6 separate regions of the Homo sapiens genome follow, and all the other regions are linked to region 1. Evidence: chromatin contacts called from ENCODE Hi-C or POLR2A ChIA-PET data. All regions are on one chromosome and are shown on one strand. Each heading gives the region's core, a stretch centred on a gene start or an enhancer-like site at or near the end of the contact. The rest is flanking DNA. Distances are from core to core; before and after follow the strand shown.

Region 1 (2,652 bases), core at 74-2,573:
TTCCAGTGACTTAGATCTACTCGTGTGCTTATCCTGTCCCAGTCCCCAGAATGTGCAGCACGTTCTTGCCTTACGAGGATTCCCCCCATGCGTATATACCTAAGTCATATGTTTTATTTATTTATTTTGAGACGGAGTCTCGCTCTGTCTCCCAGGCTGGAGTGTAGTGGTGCAACCGCGGTTCACTGCAACCTCCGCCTCCCAGGTTCAAGCGGTTTTCCTGCCTCAGCCTCCCGAGTAGCTGGGATTACAGGCGCCCATCACGACGCCCGGCCTAAGTCATCCGTTTTACAGCTTCATGTTGATCTGCCTGACGAGATGGGCTGATGCAGGGACAGGCGAGGCCGTGAGCGCGCACACAGTCGCTTTCACCGCAGAATCCAGGCGGTGCTCATCGCAAAATCATTCCGACCTTGCCAGATGTTTGACGTTCTTCATTAAACAAAAACCCCTGAGCAGAACGCCAGGGGCCTGCGCGAAGGCGGGGTCGGGGGAGCTGTTTGGGTCTTTTTTATTTTTCATCCTGGTGACCAGCAATCTGGTCCGCGGTGCCCAAGTTCTCTGCAGCCGGCCTCAGGCCTGATCCAGGCGGTGCCCCGGGCGGGGCCCACAGCCCTGAACCCGCCCCTCCCTCCCCGCAGCCCCGCAGCCCGCGCCCTCCCCTCCCCTCCCCGCCCTCTCCTCCCCTCCCCTCCCCTTCCCTCCTTCCCCCACCCTCCCCTCCCCTCCTTCCCCCACCCTCCCCTCCCTCCCCCCGTCCCCTCCCTCCCCCCGTCCCCTCTCCTTCCCGCCCTCCTCTCCGCACCCTCTCTCCTCCCCGCCCTCCCCTCCCCGCGCCCTCCCCTCCCCGCGCCCTCCACTCCCCTGCCCGCGCCCTCTCTCCTCCCCGCCCTCCCCTCCCCTTGCCCTCCTCTTCCCTCCTCTTCCCTCCTTCCCTCCTCGCAGCCCCAAAACCCGCGACCCCTCTCCGACCCCTCCCGGCGCCCTCCCCTCCCCGCACCACCGCACCTTCCCATCTCCCACCCTTCCCAACGCCCGCCTCGGCAGGGATGCGGCCCTAAGACTTGCAGGAAGCGCGGGTTCGACCCCGGCGCCCTAGCAACCCCTGCCCTCGCCGCTCTAGAGAGCGGGTCTCCTGGCCGGGCCCTCCTGGGTCTCCGTAGCCGCGATCGCCAGACGCGGCGAGCGGAAGGGCCCAGCCCCGCCCTCTCCGGGCACATGACTCGGGCCTGGCCATTCACAGTGCAGCATCGTCCAGCCTTAGTGATTGGGCCATCGGAGAGCACGTGACAACAGCTAGGCCAATTAGAGCTAGGCCAATTAGAGACCACCCGTTTCTATTTATGGTGGAGCCGGCGATCGGCGTGCGGTTGGAAGTGGTGTCCCTGAGGCACCTGCTCGCCCTTTTCCTGCGCCTCCGCAACGTCGGCTGCGAATGAGTCTCCTAAAGGACGCCCGGGAGGATCGGAAACAGCCGAGTCCCGGCGCGGGCAGTGTCCTGCGCTCCTCCCCGGGGTCTGGCCGGGGTGGGCCCGAGGCCCCCGGGCCCCCGGTTACCGCCGCGGGCGCGTCTGCGTCCTGACCCGGAGGGACCCGCGGGCCGGGCCGTACCAGGTGGCGCTGGGGTTAGGGTTGCCGCCACGGAAGCCCAGCTCTGTGGACGCCTGCAGGGCGCCCTCACCGCCCGGGACGGGGGACCCAGCCCAGCCGCAGGGGAAGGACTGGGGCTCGCGGGGACGGAGGGCGGTTAGGATTGCTGGATACAACACGGAACGCCCAATTAACGTTTTTGTTTAACGTGTTTTTTGTAGAGATGGGGTCTCGCTATGTTGCCCAGGCTGGTCTTGAACTCCTGGCCTCAAGCGATCCTCCCGCCTCGGCCTCCAGAGTAGCTGGGACTAGAGGCCTGAGACAGCACGCCCGGCTCAGTTAAGATTTTAAAACAGATTTGTTGAAATATAATGCACTTACTGTGAAATTCACTTATTGAAAGCTTATGGCTTTGCCGTATATTCGGAGATGGGCGGCCATGCTCACTATCTCATGTGACACCGTTTCTGTTGCCCCAGAAAGAAACCCCGTGCCCATGAGCGTTCACTCCCCACCCTGCCCACGGCCCAGCAAATCTGCTTCAGCCCCTATAGATTTACCTCTACCGCGTTGGGCATGTACTAAAAATTGTTTATCTGAAGTACAGATTTATCGGCATCCCATATTTTTATTTGCTAATTCTGGCCATCCTAAAGGTGGCATCGCTCGCTCTGACCAAGGAAGCCTCAAGCAGGCAGGCACGAGAGTCCATCCCTAGCCCTGCCTGGCCCCTCAGAGCCCATCCCTGGCCCTGCCTGGCTCCTCAGAGCTGTCCCTGGCAGGCTCCGGGCTCAGGTGCGCTGCCAGGAGGGGGGCAGTGAGGGCTGTTTTAGGTATAACAATCCTGGATATTTCCTGAGTATCTTGTCCGAATGGTTCCTCTTTCTGTATTTTCTAGCTTCCTCTGTATATTTAAAAATGGTCTTATTGGTGTGTTTCTTCACGACATTTCAATTTTTTGTTATCATTTCCCACAATTTCAGTGATGCAAGATGGTCCTTTCTGAGCAGAGCTCCCCTCGCTCAGTGCTCCTTTGTTTCACGTAGAAGATCTTCTTGAGGG
Region 2 (2,652 bases), core at 101-2,600, 760 kb before region 1:
TTCCCAAGGCTGCATGCGGAGGCGGAAATGAGGGCAAAGGTGGAGGGTACCCGGAGCTACTGAGGTCATGTCTTTCCCCAGGCACCCCTTCTCCTGGGGGACCTCACGGTGGGGTCAGGGCCTCACTCCCGGGCACCCCTCCTCCTGGAGGACCTCACGGTGGGGTCAGGGCCTCACTCCCGGGCACCCCTCCTCCTGGGGGACCTCGCGGTGGGGTCAGGGCCTCACTCCCGGGCACCCCTCCTCCTGGGGGACCTCCTGGTGGGGTCAGGGTCTCACTCCTGGGCACCCCTCCTCCTGGGGGACCTCGCGGTGGGGTCAGGGCCTCACTCCCGGGCACCCCTCCTCCTGGGGGACCTCCTGGTGGGGTCAGGGCCTCACTCCTGGGCACCCCTCCTCCTGGGGGACCTCGCGGTGGGGTCAGGGCCTCACTCCCGGGCACCCCTCCTCCTGGGGGACCTCCTGGTGGGGTCAGGGTCTCACTCCTGGGCACCCCTCCTTCTGGGGGACCTCACGGTGGGGTGAGGGCCTCACTCCTGGGCACCCCTCCTCCTGGAGGACCTCCTGGTGGGGTCAGGGCCTCACTCCTGGGCACCCCTCCTCCTGGGGGACCTCGCGGTGGGGTCAGGGCCTCACTCCCGGGTACCCCTCCTCCTAGGGGAGCTAACCCCGGGCACCCCTCCTCCTGGGGGGACATCTCAGTGGGGTCAAGGCCTCAGGCCTGGGCACTTCTCCTGGGGGACCTCGCCCCGGGCACCCTTCCTCCTGGATGACACCCCGGTGGGGTCAGGGCCTCACCCCTCTCCTGGGGCCGTCAAGTGTCCTGCACGCCCTGCTCTCCCTACCGCGTCTGTCTGAAAGGACGCCCTGCAGTCCCCTCGTCCTCCCCGGTCAAGTAGCACAGCCCACAGCCCGGGTGAAATGCAACGACCTTTTACATATCAGCCTTGCTTGAGGCTTTACAGCAACTCCAGGCCGCCTGGCTTGGGTTTGCAGCGCGGCGCCCTCGCACAGCCCCGCCTTCCCCGCGGCGGCGTCTACGGGGGACCAGAGATTGTGACGCGCGCCCTAGGGGAGAGCAGGAGGCTTCCACGGGCCAAGGAGGCGGCTCCGAGAGGTGACCCGGGACCGGGGCGTGGCCCAGGGCGGAAGACTGAGGCGGCGACCTCCCGGCCCCGCCCCGCGCCGAGCAGCCCCGCCCCTTCCACGCCCCTCCGGGAGGCCCACCCCTATGGACGCCGCTCTGCACCAATCGGAGATTGCCTGGCCTCAGACCCGCCTCCTGGTGCCGCCCGCGCAGGCGCCGTAGGCCGAAGCGGCGGGATGAGCGGAGCCGGCGTGGGCGGGGCGTCCGAGGAGAGCCAGGCCATGCAGGCCCACGTGGTAGGTGCCAGCGGGGAGGGTGCCCCGCCGTGCAGGCTGGGTCCTCGCGTCCCCTCACCCCGCCCTCCAGTCCTCTCTCGCTCCGGGGTTCGCAGCCCCGCACCGCCTCTCGGGCTCACCTACGGGGTCTCCGCCCTGAGCAGCCCTTAGGCCCCGCGGGCGAGCGCGGCTGCGCGTGCGGGGGACGCTCGGGATTGGAGCCCGCGGGGCGCGGCCGAGATCTGCAGCTCCGGCTGCGCTTCCTGCCCCCGTCCCGCGAGCGTGGCCTCCTCACCGACCTTCCTCGTTCTGATTTTGAAGCTTCCGGGCTCGGAGCTCAGGCAGTTCCCCGTTCGCCCTCACCTGGTCGTGGGGTGGAGGAACGGCGCACCTGCCTCATCCCCGCCCGCCTGCCCCGCGCTCCTTCCCCGCGCCCGCACACCTGCCTCGCTCCCGCCTCGCTCCTGCGCACCTGCCCCGCCCCCGCGCACCTGCCCCCGCACCTCACACACCTGGTCCGCGCACCTGCGCATCTGCCTCGCTCTTACGCACCTGCCTTGCCCCTGCACGCCTGCCCTGCACACCTGCCCCGCCCCCGCACACCTGCCCCACACCCCACACACGTGCCCCGCGCTCCTGACTCGCCCCCGCGCACCTGCCGCGCGCACCTGCCTCGCTCCCGCACCCCACACACCTGGTCTGCACACCTCCCCGTGCCCCACACCTGCCTGCACACCTGTCCGTGTGCCCCCACACAACCTCGCACCCCACACGTCTGCCGTCACACATTCCCGGCACACTTGCCCATGCCCCACACACACGTCTTGTGCCTGCACACCTGCTTCACACACCTGCTCTGCGTCCTGCATACATGCCCGTGCCCCATACCTGCCCGTGCACCTGCCGTGCACACCTGCCTGCGCATCCCACACACCTACCTGCACACCTCCTCCGTGCCCACACACCTGCCTGTGTGCCCAGCACACTTACCCCAAACACGTGCCCTAAAAACCTGCCCTTAAGCCCCGAACACCTTCCCCGTGCTCCGGCAGAGGCTGGAGCAAAGGCCCTCAGGGTTCAGACCCAGCCAATAGGCCGATGCAGGGAACAACCACAGGGATGTAGGATTAGCAGTCGCCCAAAGGCTCAGCATGTTTTCTGTTTTTTGTTTTTTTGTTTGTTTTTTTTCCAGCCTTTTTTCTTTTTTATTCCAGTCTTACTAAAATTGGTAACAGGTGAATCAAGGTCTATCTTTGATAGAAACATTATATTTTGTAGATCTTGAGAAAA
Region 3 (2,652 bases), core at 74-2,573, 690 kb after region 1:
GTGCCATGCACTTGGAGCTTCTGCTGCTCCGTCATCAATCATCATTTAATTTCCTGTTTATAATTTAGCTCTCTGAGCCTACAATTCTTCCTAGTTTCATGGAACAGTTAGAAGATGAGAAAAGGATTTCCTTTTTTATTCTATTGATCTGGTTTATCTGACATTGATACAGTTCCCAGGAACAATTTTAATAAATTAATGTAGAGCCATGAATTTGAACATATCTTACGAGTTTAATGTTAATAAGTATGTTTTATCCTTTATTTCCTAATCAACTCAGACCATGAAAAATAATCTCTAGATTATTTAATCTTCTCTACAGATGAAGCGGGTGAGACTGCAAATGTGACTTAAAACCTAGTAGTGTCAGTGAGCAGTCCACACAGTTTTACTGTCTTTAGGAAAGAAACATCCTGTTTCTAACAAGGAGTCAGCATCTTGATTTAGGGGCATATTTGGGTTCAAATTCTGGAAGTTCTCTTGTTTAAAAGAGATTGGTCCAATTTTTTGACCTAATTTGTTATAATCTTACAGTTCATAATCTTGAAATTACTTAAATAATTTTCTGCAAGACACAAGTTTCTCTTTTTATTTTATTTTATTTTTTTTTTTTGAGGAGTCTTGCTCTTTCACCCAGGCTGGAGTGCAGTGGCACGATCTTGGCTCACTGCAACCTCTGCCTCCCGGGTTCAAGTGATTCTCCTGCCTCAGCCTCCCAAGTAGCTGGGATTACAGGCACCCGCCACAACGCCCAGTTAATTTTTGTATTTTTAATAGAGACGATGTTTCACCATGTTGGCCAGGCTGGTCTTGAACTCTCGACCTCAGGTGATCCACCCGCCTTGGTCTCCCAAAGTTCTGGGATTATGGGCGTGAGCCACCGTGCCTGGCCTAAAATATGAGTTTCTAAGCCCTAATTTTTCTCAGTTTGATTTTGATTTTGCTTTATTTACTGCATAATTAACCCTTTAAGTTTCATTTTCTCTGTTGCCACCACCTTGGGTTTTTCATTCATTGGGGCATCTTTAAAGACAGTGAAAGTCTCCCAGTGGGCTAGTCATGTCTGCTGGGGGTGGATGGGAAGAGTTGTGTGTCAGGTAGTGCTGGAGAGGGTCATGGGCCGCAGATCCTTCCCGAGGACAGAAGTGACAATTGCCGGGACTCAACTGCTGCTCCTGTGGCCTCGTGACGGGCTTCTGGTGCAGGAATTCACAGGCAGAGGCGGGCCTAAGGATCACACAGCACACAGGCACTGCTACACTGAACGTGCAGGGGTTGCTGGGTCACAGGTTTCAGATCCTCATACCCTCAGATGCTTCCTTCCGGCCTTGAGGTGGAGCTCCCAGGAGCAGCTGTGTGAAGTCTGCATTATATTACCCCTTTTGTATTATGTGCCTTTCTCTAGGAATCCTTTTTCTTAGCTTGTCAGGAAAGACCTACTCTCTGAAATGTTTATTTGCTTGCTTGTTGTCTGTCTTCCTCTTGGGAGTTTAAGTGCCTTTTTCACTCACCTTCTGTTGGTCTCACTCACTGCTGTGTCTCTTGCACCCAGCATGGTGCTGGGCAGAGCTGGTGCTGAGGAAACTCATCTCTAACCCAGCAGCACCAGAGGGAGGGTGGCCAGTTTCTACTGAACAGAGATGGAGATCCCTGGGTGTGGCCTGGCATCTTACTTGAGGAACCTGTTGATGTAGATTCACCTGGCTCACAAAAAGGAGTTTCTGACTGAGAACATTCTTTTTAAGCTCTCTGGGCAGAAGCCAGAAAACATTCATCATCTATCTTTTTTTTTTTTTTTTTTTTTGAGACAGAGTCTTGCTCTGTGGGCCAGGCTGGAGTGCAGTGACGCAATCTCGGCTCACTGCAAGCTTCACCTCCCGGGTTCACACCATTCTCCTGCCTCAGCCTCCTGAGTAGCTGGGACTACAGGCACCCGCCACCACGCCCGGCTAATTTTTTTCTATTTTTAGTAGAGACGGGATTTCACCATGTTAGCCAGGATGGTCTTGATCTCCTGACCTCGTGATCCACCGTCTTGGCCTCCCGAAGTGTTGGAATTACAGGCGTGAGCCACCACACCCGGCCACGCCCAGCTAATTTTTTTTTTTTTTTTTTGAGATGGAGTTTCATTCTTGTTGCCCAGGCTGGAGTGCAATGGCGCGATCCTGGCACACTGCAACCTCTGCCTCCCGGGTTCAAGTGATTCTCCTGCCTCAGCCTCCTGAGTAGCTGGGATTACAGGCATGCGCCACCACCCCAACTAATTTTGTATTTTTAGTAGAGACAGGGTTTCTCCATGTTGGTCAGGCTGGTCTCGAACTCCCGACCTCGGGTGATCCACCCGCCTCGGCCTCCCAAAGTGCTGGGATTACAGGCGTGAGCCACCGCACCCGGCCTAATTTCTGTATTTTTAGTAGAGATGGGGTTTCACTGTATTGGCCAGGATGGTCTCGATCTCTTAACCTCGTGATTCTCCTGCCTCGGCCTCTCAAAGTGCTGTGATTATAGGCGTGAGTCACTGCGCCCAGCCATTCATCGTCTATCTTGAGGAGATGTTTAAAAGCTACTTTCCTTTTTTTAAGGTTGGCTGGATATTTACAGACCTCGTCTCAGAAGATACCCGAAAGGGTACCGTCCGCTACAGTCGAAATA
Region 4 (2,652 bases), core at 67-2,566, 630 kb after region 1:
ATTGGGCGGGTTGAGACACACAAAGCTTCACTGCCGCCCAGTATGGGCCTGCACACACCTGCTTTCTTCCTCTTCTTGTTACTGATCGGGTTTTTCATCTCTTGGCGGCTCCTCATAATCTCCCGGAGCCGGAAAGGAATCTCCTGTTCGTCCTGGTTCTTGGGCTTGCAGTTCACTTTCTTCTTCTCTTTGCTGGGAGAAAGAACACGGGGGTGAGACCCGTCCCAAGTAAAGCACAAGCAGAATCAGTAAGAGAAACAATAGTTGGGTCTGGCAATAGAATCTACACGGGCTGGCCGGGCTTGGTGGCTCACGCCTGTAATCCCTGCACTTTGGGAGGCCGAGATGGGCGGATCACGAGGTCAGGAGATCGAGACCATCCTGACTAACACAGTGAAACCCCGTCTCTACTAAAAATACAAAAAATTTGCCGGGCGTGGTGGCGGGCGCCTGTAGTCCCAGCTACTCGGGAGGCTGAGGCAGGAGAATGGCGTGAACCCGGGAGGCGGAGCTTGCAGTGAGCCGAGATCGCGCCACTGCACTCCACACTCCAGCCTGGGCGACAGAGTGAGACTCCGTCTCAAAAAAAAAAAAAAAAAAAGAATCTATCTATACAGGGGCCACATCTGGCTTCTGTGGTGCGAGCCGGTCCAGCAGTCCAGGGAGCAGGGATCTTTCCTCTCGGTCTCACTCAGTGGCTGTCCCTGAACCCCTTCCTCACGGGACGCGAGGCCGAAAGGCACTCCGAAAGCCCAGGAGGCCTTTCCGCCCTGACCTCGTCCAGAACCACAAAGACGGGACACTGGGACGCGGGAAAGGCAAAACCAAGGACTCGCTCGCGCCTCCATTCATTCAACCGATCCTGGCGGAGCGTGGGCCGCGGGCACAGACAGAGGAGGGCACTGAGCCCGACCTGGGGAAGGGGTCCGAGCGAACGCTCCCTAGGGGGTCCCGGGCGGAGCCTTCAAGGCGTCCCCTTCTCTGGGGAAGTGTGGCGGCCTCGCGGGGCAGCGCAGTCACCTGCGAAGCCCGGGCCACGGGGCTGGGCGCTGCTTCCCCAGCGGCTGCACTTGCTGCCGCCCCCGCGCTCGCCGGGGACTCCCAGGACCCGCCTGCACCCTGGACACCGCTGCTCCGCGACCAGCTCCCGCCATCTCCACGCCGGGAGGCTCCCTAGCGAAGCCACTTCCGCCTTCCTGCATGGTTCCGCCCCACCGATCGGCACTTCCGCTTCCTGCGCTCAGCCTCACGCTGGCTGGAGCGGCGCGACTTCCTGAAGGTCCGGGATTGGCCGGAGCGCCCGCCGCTCACGGTCAGGGGTTGCCGGATCCCGTCCGCGGGCGATGCTGCTGCGGAGGGTGGTCGAGGGAGGCCGGGCGGTAGCCGCCGCGGTCCGTGGCTCGGCAAGTACCAGGACGGGTCTTGGCAGCGCCGAAGGGCACGTCCGAGAGGCCGCTGTCCGGGGGCCCGCACGTACCGGGAGGAGCCCCGGCCCCTCCACCCGCATGTGGGGACGGAGCCGGGAGGATCGCGCGCTGGCCGCCGCCGAAGGACCCCTCGCTCCTCTCCTCCATCGGCTCTTACCGAGTCCCCGCCCCGGAATCTGTGGAGGGGCCGCTTAGCCTTGGGAGAGGAAGCAGCCCGGTGAACGGCCACTTTCCTGTTTCTCAGTATCTGCCGAGCGCCTGTGTGCGAGCCCTCCTGGGCTCTGGGGACTGGCCGTGGACATGGAGCGGATGATGCCCCTCGCAGGACTAGTTAAATAAGTGAAGTTGGTAGCGTGTCAGTCCGTGATCCTGGGTAGATAGAGCAGGGCAGCGACGGAAGACTGCCTATAGGACATTCACGCTGGGATGAGAGGGGCCTGAGAGGCCTGGGCTTTGTGACAGGGAAACTTGGATAAAGGGTGGTGCGATTCTTCCGGTTGGTCCCTCAGAGGTGGTGGGGCTTGGTTATACTGGTAGAGGTGCTGGGCTGGCCAGGAGCTTACAGGGTTACACCTCTCGCATACTGGTGTCCACAGAGCAGCCATCTTAGCTGGAGGTGTCGAGTGCCTCCCCCACCCCCCACCATGTGCTTGAGTGCACACCCGGCGCCAGGCCCTGATCCTGGCACTTCTTGTGAATCACACCGTGTCATACCCATGACTTCCATTGCACAGTGGGGAAACTGAGTCTAGAGAGGTGAAATAACATGTCTAAAGTCACAGGAAGTGAAAAAGCTGAGGACATGGAGCCAGTTGCCCAATGACAGGAGAGCTGAAATGTCCTCACTGCTGGGGGTAGACCGGGCCTCACCAGCTTCCTGGAGAGTCACATGTTTGTCTGCATCCTCAGGGGGCTCGCCGGTTCTCCAGCCCGGACTGCTGCCAGAGGCTTCCTGGAGGTGGCAGCTTTCTTCAAAGGCACCATCCCGGAGCGCAAGCCCCTGATGGGCGCAGAAAATTCGGGACAGACCACGTAGAGGTGGGCTCCCAAGCAGGTGCGGACGGCACCAGGCCGCCCAAGGCATCGCTGCCACCTGAGCTCCAGCCGCCCACAAACTGCTGCATGAGTGGCTGCCCCAACTGCGTGTGGGTGGAGTACGCGGACAGGCTGCTGCAGCACTTCCAGGACGGTGGGGAGCGGGCCCTGGCTGCCCTGGAGGAGCACG
Region 5 (2,652 bases), core at 96-2,595, 570 kb before region 1:
CTCCCCGACTGCTCAGGCCCCTGCAGAGCACTGAGCCTCCCTCCCACGATGGGGTGGATGTGGAGGGACCCTCAGCGTGGAGCCTGCCGGTGCAGAGCCCGAGCGCAGGAAACGGCTCCCGAGAGCCGCGTGGCCGTCCCTGCAGACCCTCCCTTCAGCACCAGCACACACAGCCATCCGTGTGGCCGTCCCTGCAGACCCTCCCTTCAGCACCAGCACACACAGCCATGGCTCCTGTCCCAAAAATGCAGCTCAACTTGCTCAGAAAAAAAAACGCCAGTGTTGAATTTGCTAGGAGGTAAGAGGCAGTGATGGACAGAACACCTGGTTCCACTGACATCTGGGTTTCCAGTTCCCACAGGACGTTGTAGAGAAGCCTTCCCAGAGGCCCTCAGCTGCCTGCAGGGAGCAGCAGCTGGCCTCATGTCTGCTGCACCTGCAACGCTGCACAGTGGGGCAAGCACAGACTTGGTGCTCGGCCTGCCCTTGGGGGGCAAGGAGCCCCACCCCCAACACAAGCAGGCCCCCGCTGTCCCCACGGTGCCCCAGGGAGTGAGCAGGCCCCCGCTGTCCCCACGGTGCCCCGGGGAGTGAGCAGGCCCCCGCTGTCCCCACGGTGCCCCGGGGAGTGGTGATCCCAGCCCTTCCTGTGCTGCTAGGGTGGGCGCCCGGATATGCATCACCTGCTCTGCTCTCCCCCAGTGCCCCAAGCACAACCCCGGCCTCGGTGGGATCACGCACCAAGCCCCAAGCCCGCTCTTTCCACAGGAAAGTCACCCAGCCACGCTGGCCCAGCAACTCTCCCCACCTGTGCCTGTGAACCAAGATCCCACCTGCCACCACCCACTGTGCAGGGTCGCAGAGTCAAGGACCCTCTGTCAAGGTGCTGGGGACAGTCACAAATCCCCACCACACGTGAGGCACGCAGGCCAGGCCAGGTGTATGACACACCCTGGCCAACACGAAGACACAGAGCCCGGGTCACCCAACTGTCACCAAGCTCAGATTCTTACAGTTGTTAAAATAAGAGCACAGAACGTCCCTGCTGTGAAAGGCCACCTCCTGGAGAGCACAGAGAGCCGGCACTCGATCTGCCTGGATGGGGGCGATGAGGAAGCCCCACAGGCTGGGCACCCGCAGGTCACACAGCAGCTTTCTGTTCTCTGCACTACATTTGTTTCTTCATGAAATTAAAAAGTGAGACGCTTCAAAGAGCCCTGGAAGCACAAGTGAAGCTGATAAATCACACAAGAGATGACTCATCTTTTACCCACTCTCTAAGAAAGTCCCAGGCCACAACACAGATGGCAGCCATGCCGCAAACCTCCTGTGGAGCGTCAACAGCAGGCAGCTCCCTTCACTGGTAAGACAGCCCCTAAGAACACTGGTTAGGAGGTTCCAGCACCAAAACTGTAAATGCTGCACCCAGTGAAGATGATTTTGCATTTAGTCCTGAGGGTGGTAATCTACTCAGCTGTCACTGACTGCACGTCGGACTGCCGCTGTGAGGCATTTGAAAGGCTTGAGAAGCACAACTCTATAAAAAGCTCCACGTGAAAACCAGACAGGACTGAACTGGGCCCCTGCTACCCTCTCTGCCCCCATCACCCACCTCTGCTATCAGGCAGCACCTCCTACTCCTCTCCAGGTTCCTCACCAATCCTGCTCTCCCAACAGGATCTGAGGCCAGCTGCATCAGGAGCCAACTGCTGCTTCCCGAGGAGGCTTACAGTCTGAGACCAGGGAAGGCGCCCAGTTCCTCCAGGGGTCAATGCTGAGCTCAGGGGCACTGATGAGCAGAGTTTTGGGAGGGCACTGGGTCCAAAGGCTGCGTCCCGAGCACTAACCCCTCAACCAGCACCCTCCCCGCTCACACTGGACCACACTGCCTGCACCCTACCCGCACACAGTAGGTGCAACATTATTGTGAGTGAGTGCTTCTCTCCCATTCTTTCTCCAAGAACACAGATCATTTGCAATTTTTCAGAACTGCTTAAGCCGTCGCTCTCGGAGAGCTTTCCCTAGGACCTGGCTGGAGCCTGGCCACCCTCATCACTGAAGGGTCCTGTACAGACACCGCTTGGCCTCCACGCTGCGTCCGGGTCTGCGAAGCCACAGCACCTAAAGGTTCCAGGCACACAGCACAGGCCAAAGCCCTGGGAAGAAATGCTTCTCCTCCTCCTGGGGGCATCTGCCACCCAGCCTGCAGCCAATGTGGTGAAGCAGCTGATCTGAGGACTAAGCCTGGACAGACACAGGCACCACGAGGACGGTGGGGCCAGCACATGGAGGCCTGGTTCCCACAGCTTGGTCCCTGGGCTACTGGAAAGCAACACAAAGAAATTACGATCCCATCCTCATATCTTCACTTTTTGACATTAATAAGCCTCCCAAAAGGGAGGTCAAGAGGTCAACACAAAAGGCGGACGGCTACATTCCACCCAGTAATCCTCTCCCCAGCCACACCGCAAGACCAAGCAGGGGCAGCCGTCACCAGATATCCCAGCTCAGAGCTCTCATCGACAGTCACACCCGCACGCCGGCAGCCACCTCGGACGCGTGAGAGGACAGACACCTGGCCCTACTTAACGGAATGAGGCCCCGGCCTGGGGTGGCCGCCTGGACTTCCATAACTCCACAGGTGACTGACTT
Region 6 (2,652 bases), core at 109-2,608, 570 kb after region 1:
TATTTTTACTAGAGACGGGGTTTCACCATGTTGGCCAGGCTGGTCTTGAACTCCTGAGCTCAGGTGATCCGCCTGCCTCGGCCTCCCAAAGTGCTGGGATTACAGGCGTGAGCCACCACGCCCAGCCTCCTTTACTCTTAATGTAACATGCAGATAACATTAGTTAGTTTCCTGACATTGAAATTCTGATATAACCCCTACGTGATCATGAGGTCTGACATTTCTTATATGCAGCTGACTTCAATTTATTAATAGTTTATCTAGGCTTTCTACATCTACAGTCATGAAACAGATGTGTCTTAATTTTCATTTTGGAGTTGAGATCATGCTAGCCTTCTGTGAAAATTTCAAGACACGGATTTTTCTGTTCCATGAATGTTTGGTAAAAATTCACCCGTAAAACCAGCTAGAGCTGGCCAGGTGCGGTGGCTCACGCCTGTAATCCCAGCACTTCGGGAGGCCGAGGCAGGTGGATCACCGGGTCAGGAGATCGGAGACCATCCTGGCTAACACGGTGAAACCCCGTCTCTACTAAAAAATACAAAAAAATTAGCCGGGCGTGGTGGCGGGCGCCTGCAGTCCCAGATACTCAACTCAGGAGGCTGAGGCAGGAGGATGGTGTGAACCTGGGAGGCGGAGCTTGCAGTGAGCCGAGATCACACCGCTGCACTCCAGCCTGGGTGACACAGCGAGACTCCGTCTCAAAACAAACAAACAAGCAAAAAATGCTGGATACGGTGACTCATGCCTATAAATCCTAGCACTTTGGGAGGCGGAGGTGGGCAGATCACCTGAGGTTAAGAGTTCAAGACCAGCCTAGCCAACATGGCAAAACCCCATCTCTACTAAAAGTAAAAAAATTAGCCGTGGCAGGCACCTGTAATCCCAGCTATTCAGGAGGCCGAGGCAGAAGAATCGCTTGTACCCAGGAGGTAGAGGCTGCAGTGAGCCAAGATCAGGTCACTGCACTCCAGCCTGGGTGACAGCGTGAGACTCTGTCCCAAAAAAAAAAAAAAAAAAAAAAAAGAGCAGACACCCAAGGGTCAACAAACCCAGGAGCAAAACCAACACCACAAAACAGGCACACACAATACACCCAGGAGGTAAAACTCGGGCCCAAAGCCAGCAGAGCAAACATGAGAAGATACCAGGAAAAGTATAATGAACCCGGTCTCCAGAGAGGCGGCAGCACGTCACAGCCAATACACACCAAAGATCGGCTCTTTCTCCCTCTCCTCATTGTCTTCGCGTCGTCAGCTTCGGCCTGCGCTGACTTGCCTCATGGTCACAAGATGGCTGCCAGCAGCCTCCAAGGCCATTTGCTGCGTGGTCCACGCACGACAGGAGCAGAGCTTCCGCCGGTAGGGCCCGGAGTGTCGTCCTTGCCCAACCCACAAGCTGGCAGAGAAGTTTCCATCCCGGAAGCTACAATAAACATCTTACATATCATTGGCCCAGTGTGGGTGACAGGCCCATGCCTAAACCAGTCACTGTGGGCCATGCCGACTGGTTTAAACCAACCCTATTCATGCTGGGAGCTGGGGTCAGGCCCTGGTGCCCTTGAGGCCCAAGGACTGGGGTGGGGTGGTAGCTGCTTGAATAAAACAGCAGGCATTTTACTAAGGGGTGGGGGGCAGGATGTCAGATGACCTGAAGCATCACGTGACTATTTATTTTATTATTTTATTACTTTATTTATTTTTGAGACAGTTTAGCTCTGTAGCCCAGGCTGGAGTGCAGTGGTGCAATCTTGGCTCACTGCAATCTCTGCCTCCTGGGTTCAAGTGATTCTCCTGTCTCAGCCTCCCGAGTAGCTGGGACTACAGGTGCGCGCCACCATGCCCAGCTAATTTTTGATTTTTAGTAGAAACGGGGTTTCACCATGTTGGCCAGGCTGGTCTTGAACTCCTGACCTCAAGTGATCCACCTGCTTCGGCCTCCCAAAGTGCTGGGATTACAGGCGCGAGCCACTGCGTCCGGCCTGAATTGCCACATGAGTATTTATGCACACCCAAAACAAAATGACCCGGAAAGGTAGAACATAAGGCAGGTACGGTGATATTAACATCAGACAAAATAGAAGTGAAAACAACAATGATTACATAGGACCTAGAAGAATATTCCATCACTGAAAAAAAGAATGGTCTGCCAAACGTAACTGTGTGACCATCAGAAGTGTGTCCACAGAGGCTGGACTGCATCAGGGCTCCCAGGGCATCTCTCCTCACGTCTTGCCATCAGAACTGGGTCACATGGAGGCCGGGCACAGTGGCTCATGCCTGTAATCCCAGCACTTTGGGAGGTGGAGGTGGGTAGATCATTTGAGGCCAGGAGTTCAAGACCAGCCTGGCCAACCTGGTGAAATGCCATCTCTACTAAAAATATAAAATTAGCTGGGCATGGCGGCGCATGCCTATAATGCCAGCTACTTGGGAGGCTGAGGCGGGAGAATCACTTGAACCAGGAGGTGGAGGTTACAGTGAGCCAAGATGATGCCACTGCACTCCAGCCTGGGCGACAAGAGCGAAACTCCATCTCAAAAAAAAAAAAGAACTGGGTCACATGGTTTGCCACCACTCACCCGCCTCTCCCCTGTCTGGGCAGACTGGTGGGCTCTGTGCCACTAAGATGTTTACCTGAGACTAAAGCGGC

Evidence for each region. A loop is a pair of places that touch in the nucleus more often than their neighbours do. ChIA-PET counts read pairs that join two places held with the same protein, here RNA polymerase II (POLR2A). Pooled maps may share reads with other maps.
Region 2: a loop to region 1 is called in a map of dorsolateral prefrontal cortex, with 8 times the contacts of the local background. The contact joins the promoter of QTGAL here to the promoter of LINC01970 in region 1. A Hi-C loop is called at or near these places in 1 of 168 maps with a recorded cell type or tissue (dorsolateral prefrontal cortex), 1 of 37 single-sample maps with no recorded cell type and 9 of 50 pooled maps.
Region 3: a pooled map shows a loop between it and region 1 (5-fold over the local background). The contact joins the enhancer-like site here to the promoter of LINC01970 in region 1. A Hi-C loop is called at or near these places in 1 of 50 pooled maps. POLR2A ChIA-PET finds 5 or more read pairs at or near these places in 3 of 52 experiments (T-cell, WTC11 and common myeloid progenitor, CD34-positive).
Region 4: a loop to region 1 is called in a pooled map, with 4 times the contacts of the local background. The contact joins the promoter of OXLD1 here to the promoter of LINC01970 in region 1. A Hi-C loop is called at or near these places in 3 of 50 pooled maps. POLR2A ChIA-PET finds 5 or more read pairs at or near these places in 3 of 52 experiments (H1, T-cell and activated CD8-positive, alpha-beta memory T cell).
Region 5: a pooled map shows a loop between it and region 1 (5-fold over the local background). The contact joins the enhancer-like site here to the promoter of LINC01970 in region 1. A Hi-C loop is called at or near these places in 2 of 37 single-sample maps with no recorded cell type and 7 of 50 pooled maps. POLR2A ChIA-PET finds 5 or more read pairs at or near these places in 1 of 52 experiments (MCF 10A).
Region 6: POLR2A ChIA-PET joins it to region 1 with 11 read pairs in A549. The contact joins the enhancer-like site here to the promoter of LINC01970 in region 1. A Hi-C loop is called at or near these places in 4 of 50 pooled maps. POLR2A ChIA-PET finds 5 or more read pairs at or near these places in 4 of 52 experiments (A549, Caco-2, HEK293T and 1 more).

What each region holds. Positions count from the first base shown.
Region 1 is chr17:82,291,485-82,294,136 of GRCh38, reverse strand. LINC01970 (long intergenic non-protein coding RNA 1970) reads left to right here and starts at 1,323. Exons shown (of 2, transcript NR_135639.1): 1 at 1,323-1,614; 2 at 2,574-2,652. RefSeq lists an enhancer at 522-631 and silencers at 1,388-1,637, 1,678-1,727.
Region 2 is chr17:83,050,468-83,053,119 of GRCh38, reverse strand. It overlaps QTGAL (queuosine-tRNA galactosyltransferase), which reads left to right and starts at 1,350. Exons shown (of 13, transcript NM_001009905.3): 1 at 1,350-1,383. The coding sequence starts at 1,369. It overlaps LOC124904094, which reads right to left and starts at 1,933. Exons shown (of 4, transcript XR_007065967.1): 1 at 1,875-1,933.
Region 3 is chr17:81,597,247-81,599,898 of GRCh38, reverse strand. It overlaps NPLOC4 (NPL4 homolog, ubiquitin recognition factor), which reads left to right. Exons shown (of 17, transcript NM_017921.4): 10 at 2,583-2,652. Among named protein-coding and RNA genes, the nearest start is that of NPLOC4, 39 kb to the left of the region's middle. RefSeq lists an enhancer at 1,361-1,480. Within about 2 kb of position 1,323, at least 5 of the 41 ENCODE cell types and tissues checked have a DNase peak (open chromatin) inside an H3K27ac peak, as active enhancers do.
Region 4 is chr17:81,665,269-81,667,920 of GRCh38, reverse strand. OXLD1 (oxidoreductase like domain containing 1) reads left to right here and starts at 1,316. Exons shown (of 2, transcript NM_001039842.3): 1 at 1,316-1,403; 2 at 2,337-2,652. The coding sequence starts at 1,344. CCDC137 (coiled-coil domain containing 137) reads right to left here and starts at 1,184. Exons shown (of 6, transcript NM_199287.3): 1 at 1,021-1,184; 2 at 59-192. The coding sequence starts at 1,154. RefSeq lists silencers at 951-1,100, 1,301-1,620 and enhancers at 277-1,198, 1,199-2,120, 2,281-2,390.
Region 5 is chr17:82,862,789-82,865,440 of GRCh38, reverse strand. All of the region lies in intron 13 of TBCD (tubulin folding cofactor D), which reads right to left. Among named protein-coding and RNA genes, the nearest start is that of ZNF750, 24 kb to the right of the region's middle. RefSeq lists a silencer at 534-613 and an enhancer at 904-1,413. Within about 2 kb of position 1,345, at least 17 of the 41 ENCODE cell types and tissues checked have a DNase peak (open chromatin) inside an H3K27ac peak, as active enhancers do.
Region 6 is chr17:81,726,202-81,728,853 of GRCh38, reverse strand. No RefSeq gene overlaps it. Among named protein-coding and RNA genes, the nearest start is that of SLC25A10, 15 kb to the right of the region's middle. Within about 2 kb of position 1,358, at least 6 of the 41 ENCODE cell types and tissues checked have a DNase peak (open chromatin) inside an H3K27ac peak, as active enhancers do.